Regions from separate parts of the Homo sapiens genome. Here region 2 is linked to region 1. A link is a loop called in an ENCODE intact Hi-C map of the cell type or tissue named here. Cell type or tissue: Calu3. All regions are shown on one strand.

Region 1 (8,000 bases):
ACAGACAGCAAAGACGTTTAACAAAGATTCTTGCTGTGTAGGTGCTGCTGGTGGTTCTTAAGAGGCTCTTAAACCAAAGTCTGTACTGTACATGTGTGCTTCTGAAAAAGAAGAACAGAATATTGGGTCTCATAATTATATTTTACTTCCCAGCGGCATCTGTTCTTATCATAGTAGCACCAGGCTCTACTAGCTCAGTCAATACTTGTATATTAACAAGAGACAATCGATAGAAAAATTAAAAGGAAAAGTCAAGGTAATTAGGCTAAAGCTGCTGCTTATGGGTTTTCAATAATTACTTTAGCTTCCTCTTGTTTTCCCATCTCCAGAAAAATAGGGCCTGATTGAAGGCCCTGATTGAAGGGCCTGGGTCGTGTTTGACTGAGGACATGTCAAAATTATACAAAGCCAAGCAGGAAATAAAATTAAGCTGTATTTGTTTTAGAGCAGTAAAAGGGGCTTTGCATGATGGCATGGGAAGAATAGATGTTGATTTAAATGTACCCCTTAGCAGCTGTGCCATTGTTGGTACCTGTTTCATGTCATCAGTTTCTGTACTACTGGCAGTAGCCCACTCAAAAGCACTATGACATGTCATGTATTAAATTAAAGCTCCAGAGGAAGATAGCGAATGGATTTCTCCCCAAAACATCAGGATATGTTTGGAAACTAGATGCCATCCTTTATGAAACCATGAAATTAGTCAAAACCCCCCCATGGTTGCCATTGTGGGCCATACTTGGGCCATTGTTCTTTATGGACATAATTGCTAGAGATCACTGTCCATTTAGTGAGGCTTAATCAACAAGCCACACACATTGTGTGAAGGAGTCTAATCTTTGGTTTTGAGCTACTTGGGTGTTTTCGTGCCCTGATGCTGTGAAATCTTCTAAATACATCAGAGCCACCCTGCTTCTCACTGCTGCTTAGTAGGTTGGTGTGTCTGCCTCCTAGGGGAAGGAGAAAACCAGAGGATTTCCTAGTTTTGGAGAGAGAACTCTGAGGAGGAAGGATAGGCTACTGAGAGAGAGATTTCATTTTTTATGTTCATTTACAGTCTTCATTTGCACTATTTCTGTCAGCTCAAAGTACTTTATAAACTTTACAACCAAATTATGTACCAACATCATTTCATTCATTGCTGATATATAGCTGTTAAACATCTGCCAGGTACACATTTCCTGGAGGCAAAAAAAAAAAATGTGGAAGAGAATTAGATCTTGTTAAATGTTCAGAGAAAATGTAGATATGGGGCATATTATATGAAGATATTTATTGAGCACCTATGTACAAGGCATTATAGAAGACATCTTAGGTACAGGAAATATAGCAAACTCTTAACTCTGCCCCTCATCACCGCTGCCCCCTTGAACCTCCCCTCCTTCCCTCCTAAGTTTGTTAATCAAAAGTGAGTAATAGAGCCAGGATTTGAATCCAGGAGAGTCTGATTTAAAAGCACAAACCTTTCATTACGATTTTTACTTGATGTTTAAAAGAAAGCCTCTCTAGGGGAAGAAGAAATGTACGAAGCTGGTATTAACTCAGTGAACCCAAAATCTAACTGATGATAGAGTTGTTGGTTTGGGAGAGTGAGATAGAAGAGTATTGAATTAAATGTACATGCCCAAAGGCATTGAAAAGTTAAGATGAGGAAGCACAGATAGTACTAGAGCTTTGATGAGAACTGTTGTTAATTATTTTTAATGCCACAAATGGCTTTATATTATTCCACCACTGGTTAAGCTTGCATGTGTGAATCCCTGCTGTCTGTAAAACCTCCAGCAAGTAAAACCTTTGCTGATTGGTGACTTGGCTCTGTCATTTTTATAAGACTGTACCGAGGCTCGCAGAAAATGCTTGATTCTATACACCCTTTAGCTAAGGCCAATGAATTGCACATGCAGCCAAACCTGGACAAAGCTGATCGCTACATTTTTGCTGCTTTTTGCTCATGATCCCAAGCGTATAGAAGGTTCTAGCTGATGATTTCATGGTGAAACTAGTACATAATAAGCATTTGTGTTTTTTACTTAAAAAAAAGTTATTCCAAATGCATAATCACTTCTGGATCAGCAATGTCTAGAAATTTGCCAAGGAGATAATTTTTGAAAGTTCACTTTTTCTCCCCTTTCTTGATCCTTTTTATTTAATCATTCCCAGGAAAGGTTCTTTCTACTGCTCTGCCTTTTTTCTTTTATTTTTGTTGCTTCCATTGTCACTCCATATTTTTTGTCTTTACCGTTTTGATTTTCACCCTATAGAAAGTTTGTGTGCCAAATACCAAATAAGAATGATGGGATATTATGCAAGCACTAAGGCAGTAGAGTGTAGTTATGTAATAAGAGCTTACACTCGAGTACAGCTGCCTGGTTTGAATCTCAACTGTTCTTTTAATTAATTATATAATCTTTAGTAAGTTCTTTAAACTTACTGTCTAATTTTATCTATAAAATGAGAATTATAGAAGTATCTATCTTCTAGCATTGTTATCAATATTAAATGACTAACATATAGGAAGTATTTTGTACACAGTGTTCTATAAATAAATGTTAACCTATTTAATAACAAAAACTTATTAAATTATGTCTGTAAGGTATGTGTAATGATACAGAAAATGTTCATGAGAGAACTTTAAGAAACAGGATATAAAGTGACGTGATCACAGCTATTAAAACAAGCATTTAAACATTTTTGAAAAGACTGGAATAAAATAGGACAAAATATTAATTATGGTTTATTTTAGAACTATTGCCTCCTGTTACTCTTTTTTTTTTTTTTTTTTTCCTGTTTGGGTTACTTATCACAATCCACAGTTATAGTATTGGTCTATTTAGTTGGTTTTGATGGTCTCTCCTTCTAGCATGTATGTTTTAAATGAGAAAGGACTCAAGTCAATCTTTTTCTACCATTATATATTGTGTCTAATGCCAAGTGTCTGGCACAAGACTTCTCTTCAATAAGTACGTGTTAAGTGAATATGTTTACCTCTTACTTTTCTGTGTTTTTCAGTCATATTAACAGAAAATCCCTGTTACAACATTTTTTAAAAAGGCTATTTTTAAAACATTAGCTCAGCTTTGTTAAAGGCTTAAAATAGGTAACCTTAAAAGTATTACCCTATAGTTCATGGTAAAGTATCAAAGAAGAAGAAAAAATTTCTCATATTACATGTTCACTTGTTTTGTTTTGTTTTTAGAAGTGGCCATTCCAACTCACAGCCTTTATTTATTTTAACTTTTTGATGTTTTTCTTGTTAGCTTTTAATCAGTCTGAGAAAATCCTAGGTATATTTAATTTTCCCCTATTCTGTTTTACACAAACTAAAGCTCTTCCTTTTTGATTAGGATAGTTAGTTTCAAGTGACATAAAGAACTTTCGTTACTTTGCTAGTTAAATGTTACCTTAAAGCCTTATTGTAGGTGAGGAAATATCCCTTTTTTTAATTCCAAAAATTGTAGCATGATTAATGAACTCACAGATTCCTTTAGTGGTTTACTCTGTGTTAATTATCCCAGTGCCAGAGTTTCTACCTAGTATGCTTTGACTCACTGGGCCACAGTGCATTTCTGCCTAAGGCTGGGTTACATGTAACTTACCTGCAGATATGCCAGTGAGAGGAATACGTGTTTCTTTGCCAGAGACTTTGCTTTCCAGTAAAACTTGGCCTTGGCATTCGTTGTTGAGGTTCATAAGGTTTTCTGTTAGCTCTGTAATTCAGTGCTCATTTTTAAAGATGAAACTTCAGTGAAATAGGATTGTAACGATACACACAGGTTCATACAGAGAAAATTCAAACAGAATGCAGAAACCTTCTCATCTGTTACTAAAAAATTTCAAAGCCAGAGATGCAGCCCATCTTTCTCGTGATTCCTCATTCAACTGCCAGACTGACAGCAGGAAATTCTACCATGATCCTTATGAGTCAGGGCAGCGTTTTCTCTTTTCTAAAGAGGGTCTCACTGAAGGACTTTAGAGAAAGCAAAAACAGGAGATGAGAGAAAGAGAGAAGGAAATAACTTGAGGAAAGTCAGAGGTTCAGACTGGTGTTTATTGACTGGGTAATACTAGTAGTACAACTACACCTGGGGAATGTTAGGAATTAGGTCCAGACAAAAGGTATGTTGTTTGAAGCAGCACTTAGAAAAACATCCACTTCTCTGAATCTTTGGTTGAAGTGACGTAATTAGATGTGCATAATGAATCTTCCAGTAGCATTTTGTTACTCTGAAGGTCTGAGACTTTTCTGAGCCCTTAACTCCAAGTTGGTAGTATCTTCAGTTTTCTGAAATACCATGCTATTATTGCTCTATATTAAGATCTGTTGTTTAATATAATATTGGAAAGTATTGCAGCGAACACACCTAAAAGTAATTACTATTGAAAGTAATGTAGTCCAGAATAAAGACAACTGTACGCTGAGTAGAAGGAATAAATGGTACAGGTTGAATTTTTCTTATGGCAGTGGTAGTACTGTTGGGGATGGTGGTCACTATCACTGTTATTTTATTTTTCTTACAGGGAATAAACTTGGCATGTTTAACTTGTGGTTAGAACGCCAAGAAGACTAATATTATAGTATATAGTAACATTTATTTAAAATCACACTAGAAATAGTCATAGAAATTGATATGCTGTATCAAATGAAATAATTTGTGAATTGATTTTGAAATGCGTGTACATTGAAGTGTATGTTGGTAAAATGATGATGGTGATGTACCTTTCTGACCTTGGTGTATTCATTTACCCTTGTCAAAAAATAAAGGTGATTTGAGCTGTTTTGCTCCTCAGAGGATCCAACTGACCATATAACCTGACTTCCTAGCCACTCTGTTGCTCCCCGCTCCTTCATCCCCACGCCAACATAACTGCTCCTATTCTGAGACAGTGTTTTAAATCTGTATTATTCAGCAAGAAAAACACAACAGTCAGGGAGAATATCAATTATTTTCTTGCCTATCCGTACCATCACATAATTGCAACATCTACATCCTGATCGAAGATTTGGTCTTTCAGATTCAGAATGTCTCATTAGCTTTTTGCTCCCTGTCTCATACTGAAAAAGGAGAATCTAAACAGTCACAAAGACTAGCAGACCAGTAGATTTTCTCTTCCCGGGGGCATATACCTAAATCTTTGTGCTAGACCAGCCCTATTTGCAGATCTAAGAGCTGCTGGTGTATTATGACCAGAGACACTGCAAAGCCTGTATTGCCCCCAGATTTTTGTTTTCACTGATCAATTATTGACCTGTCATCTTTCTACCTGGCCTAAGATTTCTACCATGATAGTTAATACTTTGGCTTAGACAATGAACCTGAGGATTTTTTTTCAAGAATGATACAGTTTTGAAGAAAGACCTTAGATCTTAGAACTCTACAGTGACCCTTCTTCACTAACACACTGTATCAGTAATCTAGGAGAGTATGAGCTAGGCAGGTTTCAACATGGGGAAAGTGAAGCCTATCAATCAATGAGCCCCAGGGATGAGAGGAACCACATGAAGGCCCAGATTGCCTAGGCATTGCAGAGTTGCACTGGGGTCCCCAAAATTACTCCCAGGTTTGGAGATTCACTAGAAGGACTTATGGAACCTTAGCATGTAATTTTATTTATGGCTATGATTTATTACAGTGAGGTAGTAAGGTTACTCAACTGGATAACAAGGGGAAAAAGCACAGGTGTTGAGGTCTAGAGAAATCCATGTACAGGCTTCCTGTGCTCTCTCCCTTCCCTGAGAGGGTCATATAGAGCACAGTCTTCCCCAACAGACAAAAATGCAGCATTTGCGAGAGATTCAGTGCCTAAGATAAGGGACTTGTCACCTGGTCACGTCAGCAACTCTCTCACTAGCATAAACCAAAATTTCAGACTTCCAGAAGGAAATCAGGTATTTGGCATAAACCATGTTATTTGCACAGTCTAGCATAGGAAACTACCCTTATCAGTCAGGGAAAGGTAAGCTCACTTCCAAAACCCTAGTTCCCAAATGCTACTCCAAGGCCAACCTTGCAGACAGGCCCTTCTTAAGATAGCAGCCTCAGACTGCACAAAGATAAGTACTTGGCTTCAAGGATTTCAGTGGATAGGCAACATGTAAAAATAGGCTCAGGAGCCTGGACAGTTGCTGCCTGTTTTCATACATGAGAGATAAATACTTTTGTGCTTGCATTCGTACATATAACTCACTATTAGTAATCTAAGGGAACTTCATTACTTGGAAATTAAATTCAGGAGATTTAGGTGCCCTGCTCTTTTGTTTGAGAATCACTGCCCTCTGTGATAGGCTTTTCACTGGAGCCTGAAGGGATGATGGAAAGGAGAGATATTCCCCCAGATGGCCTACTTTACAATTTTATCCATATCTCTGGGTCCTGATGGATGGTGGCCCATATTTAAAAGCTTTCCGCATAATCAGAATGAAGAACTCTAAAAATGTGACTTAATTGTTTTGAGTCTTTTTTTTTGAGCCAGAGTCTCACTCTGTCTCTCATTGTGGAGTGCAGCAGCATGATCTCGGCTCATTGCAACCTCTACCTCCCAGGTTCAAGTGATTCTCATATCTCAGCCTCCGGAGTAGCTGAGACTACAGGGGCGCACCACCACACTCAGATAATTTTTTGTATTTTTAATAGAGATGGGGTTTCGCCATGTTGGCCAGGCTGGTCTTCAACTCCTGACCTCAGGTGATCCACCCACTTTGGCCTCCTAAAGTGCTGGGATTACAGGCATGAGCCACCAGGCCTGGCCTGTTTTGAGCTTGTTCAATCTATGTCATAAGTAAACCTAATCTTGTTAAACTTCAAAGGAATAATATTGTGTCTAAAATTTCAATTCAAGCACTGAGCATGATATGAACTAGTATCTTAACATCAAACCAATGGTCAATTATTTTTCTAAGCTAAATTGCTTCTCCTTTTACAGTACCTTGAGGTTCAGTAGAAGACGAACCCTAACACTTGTTTAAGATATTCTGCTCTCCCTTATTGGGCTTCCTAAAGGTGGTTGGCAGTTTTTTTTTTTTTTTTTTTTTTTTTTTTTTAACCAGTGGATTTTGGTGCCATGAACTCTAAGCAGATAAGCCACTGAGACCAAAATGGGATTGCTTTAAATTTAGCAGAAGTGAAGGAATGGTACAAGGCCTAATGTGTTTTTCTTGGGTCATAAGCAGAGAAGGGAGGTTGTATATTAGAATTATCTGAGGACTCAGATTACATGGGCTTCTGTTTCTCCACTACATCCACTTCCCATTGTCTCCTTTCCCTGAAGACTCTGGATTCTGTGTGTCCTTAACAGTGAGCCATTGTCATGATCATGGATGGAAATGTGCTTGATATTTCAAGCATATTTAGATCTCGATGTGTTTAAGGATCATTGACCTGAAACACTTTTCAGGGTATCCATTGAACTCCATTTCCTTAATAGGTCTTACACTCTTTTGGTTTTATATGGTGTTCCCTAATCGGAGATTCAGAGCACCATTGGTAGCTCACTTTCTTCTGTAATGAATATATATGTAAAGCAGAATGCCTGTGGTGCTTCATGCTGTGAGGAATCCAGCTTTAAAACTATGGTGTAGGTAGTGTGCTGCTAGAGAACGTGAGTAACTGTTGTGTGAGGGGATTATGGACTTGTTTTTAACCTTTTTTTTTTTTGAAATAGGGCCTCATTCTGTCTCCCAGGCTGGAGCACAGTGGCACAGTCATGGCTCACTGCAACCCAAATCTCCTGGTTCAAGTGACCCTCCCACCTCAGCCTCCCAAGTAGCTGGGACCATAGGCTCACACCACCATGCCCAAATAATACAGTTTATTTTCTGTAGATAGGGGATCTCCCTATGTTGCCCAAGCTGGTCTCAAACTCTTGGGCTCAAGCTGTCTTCTTACCTTGTCCTCCCAAAGTGTTGGGGCTTACAGGTATGAGCCACTGTGCCCAGCCTTGAACTTTTTTGATGGGAAAACTTACAAAGACCCATTTTTGGAGAAGATAAAGTTTCCTGAAAT
Region 2 (8,000 bases), 180 kb before region 1:
TACAATGGCAATTAAATTTCAACATGAGTTATGGTGCAGATGTTCAAGCCATAGCATTGCCATACTGCCCACCATAGTGTACCATTTTACACTTTTACCAAGTAATGTTCTTCATTCTTTACATTCTTATCAATACATTGTGTTAACAAATTCTTGACTCATTCCCATTCTGATATGTAAAAATGTTTTAGTTTGAATTTATATTTCTCTTGTGAGATTGCACGTTTTCATATATTGAAGAACTTTTTATATTTCCTTTTCTGCAACCTGTCTCCTCATATTATTTTGAGTAATTTTCAGTTGCCTCTTCTTTCCCCCTTACTGATTTCTAGGATTTTTTTTTTTAATCTGGGAATACAGCAATTTGAGATATGAGCTTCCAATTTTTTTCCCATTTATACTTTGGCTTTCCTTAGCATAATTTTTGCCATGCAGAAATATTTAATCTTTATTTTATTTAGTATAACAAACTTTTCTTCGATGGATTCTACATTTGTGACACAGTTATAAAAGACTTCCACCAGCTGAGGTTATAAATGAGGAATTTTATCATAATTTTAAAATAACTTTTATAGTTTGTTTTACATTTAAATTTTCAATTTGTTTGGCAATTATCTAGGCATAGGTTATGAGGAAATCATTCGACTTCTGCCTTGCGTTTGTTTTATTTATGACTTCACTATTTCAACCAGTTTTCATTGAGTATCATTTATGTACCAGGAAATTAGGTGGGTGTCCCTCATAGAGCATATTAAAACTTAGTTGGATGACTAGGATTTCCAAAACAAATAATGAATGAAAAAGCATAAGAAGTGTTATGGTAGAGATGTTTGGGAATGCATAGACAGGAATGATTCATCCTTTCTTTGTATGGGAAAGAACAGGACTCAGAATAAGGAAATATTTATACCACACTCATTTTTGAAATCAGGAATATCTTAAAACAGTTTAGTTTTATGAAACTGAAGGATTTATTTAGAAGAACAGATACAGTCTGAATTAGAATGTTGATGTACCGTGTGAATAGATCAACTGATATGATTCACGTTTGTTAAGACTGGCAGCTTTCTACTGATATTTTTTAGCAAAGTAAAAATAAGTAAGCAAATAAATAGGGCTAAGAAAACTAATTTGAGAGAGTCAGTTTTCAAGATGTTGGAGAGGGTAGTAATATGAGAACACAAACTTCCCAACTGTGTGATTTTGGAACTCCCTTTGAGAAAAAAAAGAATAATTAATAAAGATTTTTTTTTAAAAGGCCAGATTAATAATTAAGCAAGAAAAGCCTCAGATAACTTGAAAGGTGAGAGAATAAATTGCCAGGTGATAACAATAAAGAAATTTAATCATGTCCACGAATGTATAATACTTTGTACAGCCAATAAAAGCAAGTAAGAATTTTCAGTCCTGTAGAGGACTTTAATGCAAGGGACAACAAATACGTTAGATATGCCCAAAGGACATGACTAGTAAGAGAAGCGCTTCAGTTTTGAAAGTAAGATAAAATGTGTAAGTTGACATAATCTTTAGGAAAGTGAATACAGTTCCCATGTTAGGTACAAGCAGGCAGTTATTTTCAACTAGAAAGATATGAAAGTCTTTTAAAAACCAAGTGTAGATATGTAACTTTATTATTAAACATGCATTCATTCAGTGTTACTGAGAGAGTAAAGAATTAGGAAGATAATATTGAGGAAAGATGTGTGGATTATATTTCAAATGTATATACGTAGGTATGTGTGTGTAAGACACACACACATAATGGTGGAGTGTTGGGTTTTGTTTCCAGAGAACCAAAAGAAGTATAAAATATTTAACTATCCTTCAAATTTTGACAGTCTTTTGCCTTTCATTCATGAAGATGAATATTATTCTTTTCCTTCGTAATCAAATGCCCAGGTTTCCAGGCTGCTTCCAGTGAATGTGTGGCTTCTGCTAGAGATTCTGTATTTTACAGATTCTATATTTTACATCTCTGTCACCGTTGGAATATGTTTATGAGATCTGGGCTTATCACCAGTGTACATACTTGTCTTTCTGTTCGCCACTAATTTTTATAAGATAATGGCGGAACGCAATAAAATATCACATAGTTGCCTAGCCCCTTCTGTACCAAGATGTCAGTGCTGCCGAAATTGAATTGTGAGTTGGCAGGAGAGGCTGCTGTGGATTAGCAGGAAATATTTGACAGTTCAAATTTGGTATACAGAAGTTAGCAGTGTCAATATATAATGTATAATAGTTGGCACAGTGTCAATATATAATGTATAATAGATGACCTCATGCATTTAGAGCCTCTGTACACTTTTAATATTGTCAGGAAGAGGGGCTGCCGGGGCTTTTTAGACTGAAGATTGGGACTTGGAGGTCTTACAGTCTCACCAGTTAGTGATCATCCAGTTTAGTCACATTATTTTATAGTAGGAGAGTGAAACCTAAAGAAGTAATTTTTCTGTGTGTACAAAGCAAATTTGGTGGCAGAGATTAACAGGCAGGTTTTCTGTCTTGTTTCATTGCTTTTCTTTCAGCACATGTCGTGCTCTTTCACCATCGTGGTTTTCAGCTCTCAGTGTACCATGTGTGATTCTTGGGAAAAGTGCAGATAACCTGATCTCCAACCTCAGAGATTTTGATTTAGCTGGTCTGGGATATGAGCCCAAGAATCTCAGATGCAGATGGCTCTTGTGGCAGGCACACTTTGAGAAGGCTAGACCATGTCATGCGTGAAACTGAAATACATAGAAGTTAAATATCCAAGGTCACACATGTAGGAAATGGGGAAACCAGGACTCTTATCCACTCCTCAATATTTTTTTTTGATGTATGGTTTTTCGCATTCTAGAAATTGAAGTGACTCACTCTACCTAGAGGTTTGGAACAAGATTTAAGAAGCATCTAAAATCAACATGATGCCAGTTCTTAGGCTGATGTGTGTTTATTAATAAGAAGTAAAATTGTCCAGCATGAGCCAGCTTTAATTAGGCATTTTAAAGAAGTAAGACTGTGCTACTTAATATTTGAAAATTGATTTAATTTAGAACTGATTATCAATGGTGATTTAAGTATTGGTATCCCATCTTTACTCCTGTTGAGCAACCTGGGTGGCCTTATCTTCCGTGACAGTGGAATTTACAATTATTTCAAACTCTGCCTTTAAGTAACTTAGAATCTTCTAGAAGATACAACTTATAAACAGATTTAAAGAACGATATTTTTTAAAGTGATTATTAAATGATTACTTATGTAGCTCTAGATCATGTAATGGTTTAGAGGAGGAGAGAAAAGTTTCAGAACTGTGTTGCAATAAGCCCCTTTGATGGGGCTTAACTTGAAAGGGAGCCCTTGTCTGATCAAATGACATCAGACAGAAGGGAGCCAGTGAGTGTGGAAATTACTAATAAAAATGAAGAAACGTGTCTTCACCCTTTTGTGCCAATTTCTCAAAATACCACAGATTGAGTAATTTATAAAAAAGAGAAATTTAGGCCAGGCCCAGTGGCTTATGCCTGTAATCCCAGCATTTTGAGAGTCTGAGGCAGGCGGATCACCTGAGGTCAGGAGTTTGAGACCATCCTGGCCAACATGGTGAATCTCTACTAAATATACAAAAACTTAGCCAGGCATGGTGTCATGCGCCTGTAGTCCTAGGTACTTGGGAGGCTGAGGCCAGGCATGAGAACCACTTGAACCCAGGAGTCAGCGGTTGCAGTGAGCCAAGATGGCACCACTGCATGCCAGCCTGGATGACAGAGTGAGACTTTGCCTCAAAGCAAAAAAAAAAAAAAAAAGATTAATTTTCTCACTGTTCCAGAGGCTGGAAAGTCTGAGACCAAGGTGCTGACAGGTTTGGCTGTTTGGCTGTCTGGTAAGAGCTGCATTCTCCAGTGAGGAGGACACTCAGGGGTCCTGACGTGGTGAAAGGCAGAAGAGTAAAAGAGCTGAAAGCTGCAATAATTTTGTTTTTCTAAGTAACATAATCTCATTCATAAGTGAGGACCCTCATGGCCTAATCACTTCCGAAAGGCACTAGGTCTTAATATCGTCACATTGGCAACACCGGAATTTTAAAAGGGATACTTTGAAACCATAGCAGAAGGTTAATGAAAAATTAGTATTTGCTGGGAAGGTAGGCACAGGGATTTTCTTTGTTAGTGAGTTACTGGGTGAAAATATACAGTGGTGTATACAAAATATACAATGACTGTAATGAAAGTGTGGTAGTGTTTGTGAATAAAGAATTTAAGTGTCAATAGGTATCAAAGAAAGGAGGCAATTATTTGGATGGTCATACTTGTGCTTAGAGGTTCTTTACTGCACCACCCCAGTCTGTTTACTTTTGTTTCTACATTGTTACAGCTTATTGGAATAACTCAGATTCTTGTCTGAAATGCTTTGTCAATTCCTCCAAATTTGCACCAAGGCAAACAGTAAATCTGAATCATAGTAGTGAATAATTGAACAGGCTAAAACATGAACTGGAAAAGATGACTGGAACTGAAAAATCAATAAGCTTAGGGAAAAAAACTTGTAAAAGCTTATTCAATATAAAAAAAATAAATCAAGAATAATAAATATCCAAGTTGCTTCTATAATCGTTTTACTTTGAACAATATAATTTTTTTTTAAAAAAATTGATAGTCTTCCTGTGTGTACAGGAAAGATTTCTAGCATTTGAAAGGTTACAGCAGAATAAAGGAAGTACAAGCAAAAAAATACATAAAAATAATTCCTTCCAGCATAACAAAAATCGCTTTCATGAAATGATAAACTTTAGTGTAGATACATTATTGAATTGAAGAGCCGTTGGCATTCCAGGGAAGCTTTTGGGGTCCTTAAATGTCATTCCACTGAAACAGCATGATTGTGATTGCTGATTAATAGTCCAAGAATAGTGATATCTGAATATGGTCTATAGTGATTTAAAAAGGCTTATGACCAGCTTCTCATTTGAAACTTCTAGACAGTTTTCAATTTAATAATCTTAGTTTCCCACTATGAAAATGAGGATTGCTTGGGGAAAAGAGTCTGTTATTTTTGAATTTTTGAGTTAGACGTCTTCCATTCACCAGAAAGCACTATCCAGATTCTAAGATTATGTTTCAGGATATAACCATATGGCAAAGCACTTACTATATATAGGTAATTTGAAACTATACCAGTTCTAAAACAAACAAATAAAAGGATGTGGTCATGTATAGCAGTGGTAATACATGAATAGTTAGATCTTGTGTATAGTTAATATGTTTCTGTGGAGTTGTCTGATTAATACAAACAAAAAAATACTAATCTGTGATATATAGGATACTTACCACTTTATGTATATTGTTAGAGATGGAAGCAACCGCATTTTTACAGAATGGCAAAACTTAGTTCTGGAGAGGTGAATTGACTAGCTATTGACAGAGATAAATAGGCACCAGATCTTTTGGGCACCAGTGCAGATAAACCATGATGCTACTTAGAAGAATAGAGGAAGAACCAGTTTCAGCGCCAGATAGTATGCTTAGGATAGCCCTTCACTCACCTCATTGCCTTCTCTGATAAGTCATCATCTCTGGTCCTCTACTTAGGCCCATTTAGTTGAGGTATCACCAGAGGCAGCTTCTGTAATGGGGAGTCAGGTACCTGGAAAGCTGTGGTAATACGCCCCAAAGTATACAGTCCTGTGGAACTTGGTGCATTTACAGTCACGTCTTCTTTCTTTCCTCCTTTCCTTCCTTCCCCTCTCTCCCCTCCCCTCCTCTCTTTTCTTCTTTTGAGGCAAGGTTTCTCTCTGTTGTCCAGGCTCTGTTGTGCAGTGGCATGGTCATAGCTCACTCACTACAACCTTCCACCCCCGGCCTCTAGTGATCCTCCCACCTTGGCCTCACAAAGTGCTGGGATTAGAGGCATGAGCCATTGCACCTTGCCAAGCCAGGTCTTTAACTGCCAGCCTACGGTTTGATTCATTGCTGTCAGCATTGTAGGTTCCTGTGTTAAGTACAAATTAACAATGTTGGGGACTTCATGTATTTCTACTGTGTAGAGAGATTCTTCAGCTTTGTGAAATCTTAAAATACCTTTGGTTACATGTTATTTTTTCCAGTTATTATTTAGTATATCTAAAACATTTTGTATTCTCACAGTGCTTCTTAATATCATGAGTTATTAAGTAAGACTGCTAATAAGTTGCTGTGCTTATTAATAGTTTGTAATTATTAATTATTTATGACTGATATCTGATGTAAGTAGAAAGTGTGTAATATATATAAGAAGTAGCTCTGGCTCTTGAAAAGAGAGTGTGTGTGTATGTTTGTGCACACGTATGTGTGTACATGCATGTATATGTATACATGCATAATCATATACTCATGTATAATTATATATGATTTATATAAATATGAACTCTATATACATACATGTTTACACATACACCAAAATGCACACACTTACTTGCTTTCTTAGATATTTAGGGAATGAATTAGATTGAATCTAGATTATAAGCTTCTTCACTAAGGGGTTTGCTTCTTGAGGGTAGACATTTTCTCTTGTTCTTTTTACTTAATAGACACTGAATAAAACATTTGTTACTTGCCCTGATTTTGGGACTGGGTAAATTGTTATATTTCTCTAAAGGATAATTCAGGTCAGCGTACTTTGTGTGTGTATAAGCCAGTCACTTTGTCTAGAGGATTGCTGAGCTGCAACCACTGATAGCTGCCTTGACCCTGAAGTATCTGTTCTTTACACGAATGAAGAATGAAGCTCGTGGTCAGCATGACCATTGCTTCTCAGAAATGTAAATTTTCTCACTCTTGTGAATATCATACTTACACCTCATGCTGGCTACTCTCCTCTTCTTCTCTTCATGATCTTTCTCATTATAACTTTGTCCGTTGCACCCAGATACATCCGAAAAGTTGTCACCTGCAGAGATGCTATTTGGTGAAGATTTGAAACCTCTTAACGGTTAAGAGTGTCCTTTATCTTCAGCGTTGATGACAAACCTGTTACAAACAAATTTTTGGATGGGATATTGTAATACAAATGAAACTGTTTGTGAAACAGATGACCTGATTGTTTCATATGCGTTTATATTATCTGTATTGGTGATGTGCTCCACAGGATCAGATAATTATGATAATACACACGTGTTGAAAAGAGATGCATTCAATTCACAGCTATGGAAGTTTTAAATTGATTTTTTTTTCCCCAAAAGAAGTCAGAATGTATTCATTTTTTCTCGTCATTTCCTTCTTAGCTTAGAGTTACCCCTTGTGGCTTCCTAATTTCATTGCTACCACATTGTCCGAGTCTTCATCACCTGAAACCTGAGTTACTGTACACTTAATGCTTGTCTCTCCTGTTTCTGGTTCATTCTATATACTGTATACTTCAGCACACATTTATTTACCATGGTGGTGATAGTGGTGATAAGATTTTAGTTCTAGACTAGAAGGCATAATCCATCAAAAAGTGCACAAGAGAGGTATTGGTTTGTAATTTTTAGAACACTAACTTTAAAATAGTCCCCCACCCAGTTAAAAAATAATTGTGGACCTATAACGTATACAATACTGCTTTAGATGGTGAAAACATTTAATATATTTATTGAATTGAAATAGTTTGTTGATTTAAAAATTCTGCTATGATGGTAGGATAGGGTAATGGGACAATTCTAGAGAGGAGCACATCTGGTATGTGGCATGTTCATTGTCCGAAGAGAACCAGTTCTGGTAATGAGTAGAGCATTTCTTGAAATTAACATTGTAATAAGCACAGCAAAGCAAAGAGGGTTTAAATCATAGTGGTGCCTCTCTCCTCCCTGGCTTCCCTGATGCCCAGTGGTATACAATTCAGAAATATCTGATGAGTGGTTATAACATTTCTCTGATTTTCCCCTTTCTTTTCTTCATCTCCAGGTTCATCTTAAATGAACCTCTCCTTGGTCCCATAAGGCCAGTCTGTTTTTGCATTCCTCAGTTCTGATTTCTTTTGGCAGGAGGACTACATGTGGTTGA

The links. Peaks named below come from ENCODE experiments on the same cell type or tissue, not always from the same donor. Only the 100,000 strongest peaks of a DNase experiment are listed, where the experiment ranks them.
Region 2: a loop joins it to region 1, with 4 times the contacts of the local background. A loop is called at or near these places in 3 of 110 quality-filtered maps.

The regions. Positions count from the first base shown.
Region 1 is chr7:133,742,947-133,750,946 of GRCh38, forward strand. All of the region lies in intron 10 of EXOC4 (exocyst complex component 4), which reads left to right. Among named protein-coding and RNA genes, the nearest start is that of LRGUK, 380 kb to the right of the region's middle. RefSeq lists an enhancer at 7,526-8,000. In Calu3, a CTCF peak has its summit at 178; a DNase peak (open chromatin) is centred at 3,575.
Region 2 is chr7:133,567,909-133,575,908 of GRCh38, forward strand. The region is part of intron 9 of EXOC4 (exocyst complex component 4); the gene reads left to right. Among named protein-coding and RNA genes, the nearest start is that of MIR6133, 280 kb to the left of the region's middle. In Calu3, no CTCF peak of the experiment used is centred here; no DNase peak of the experiment used is centred here.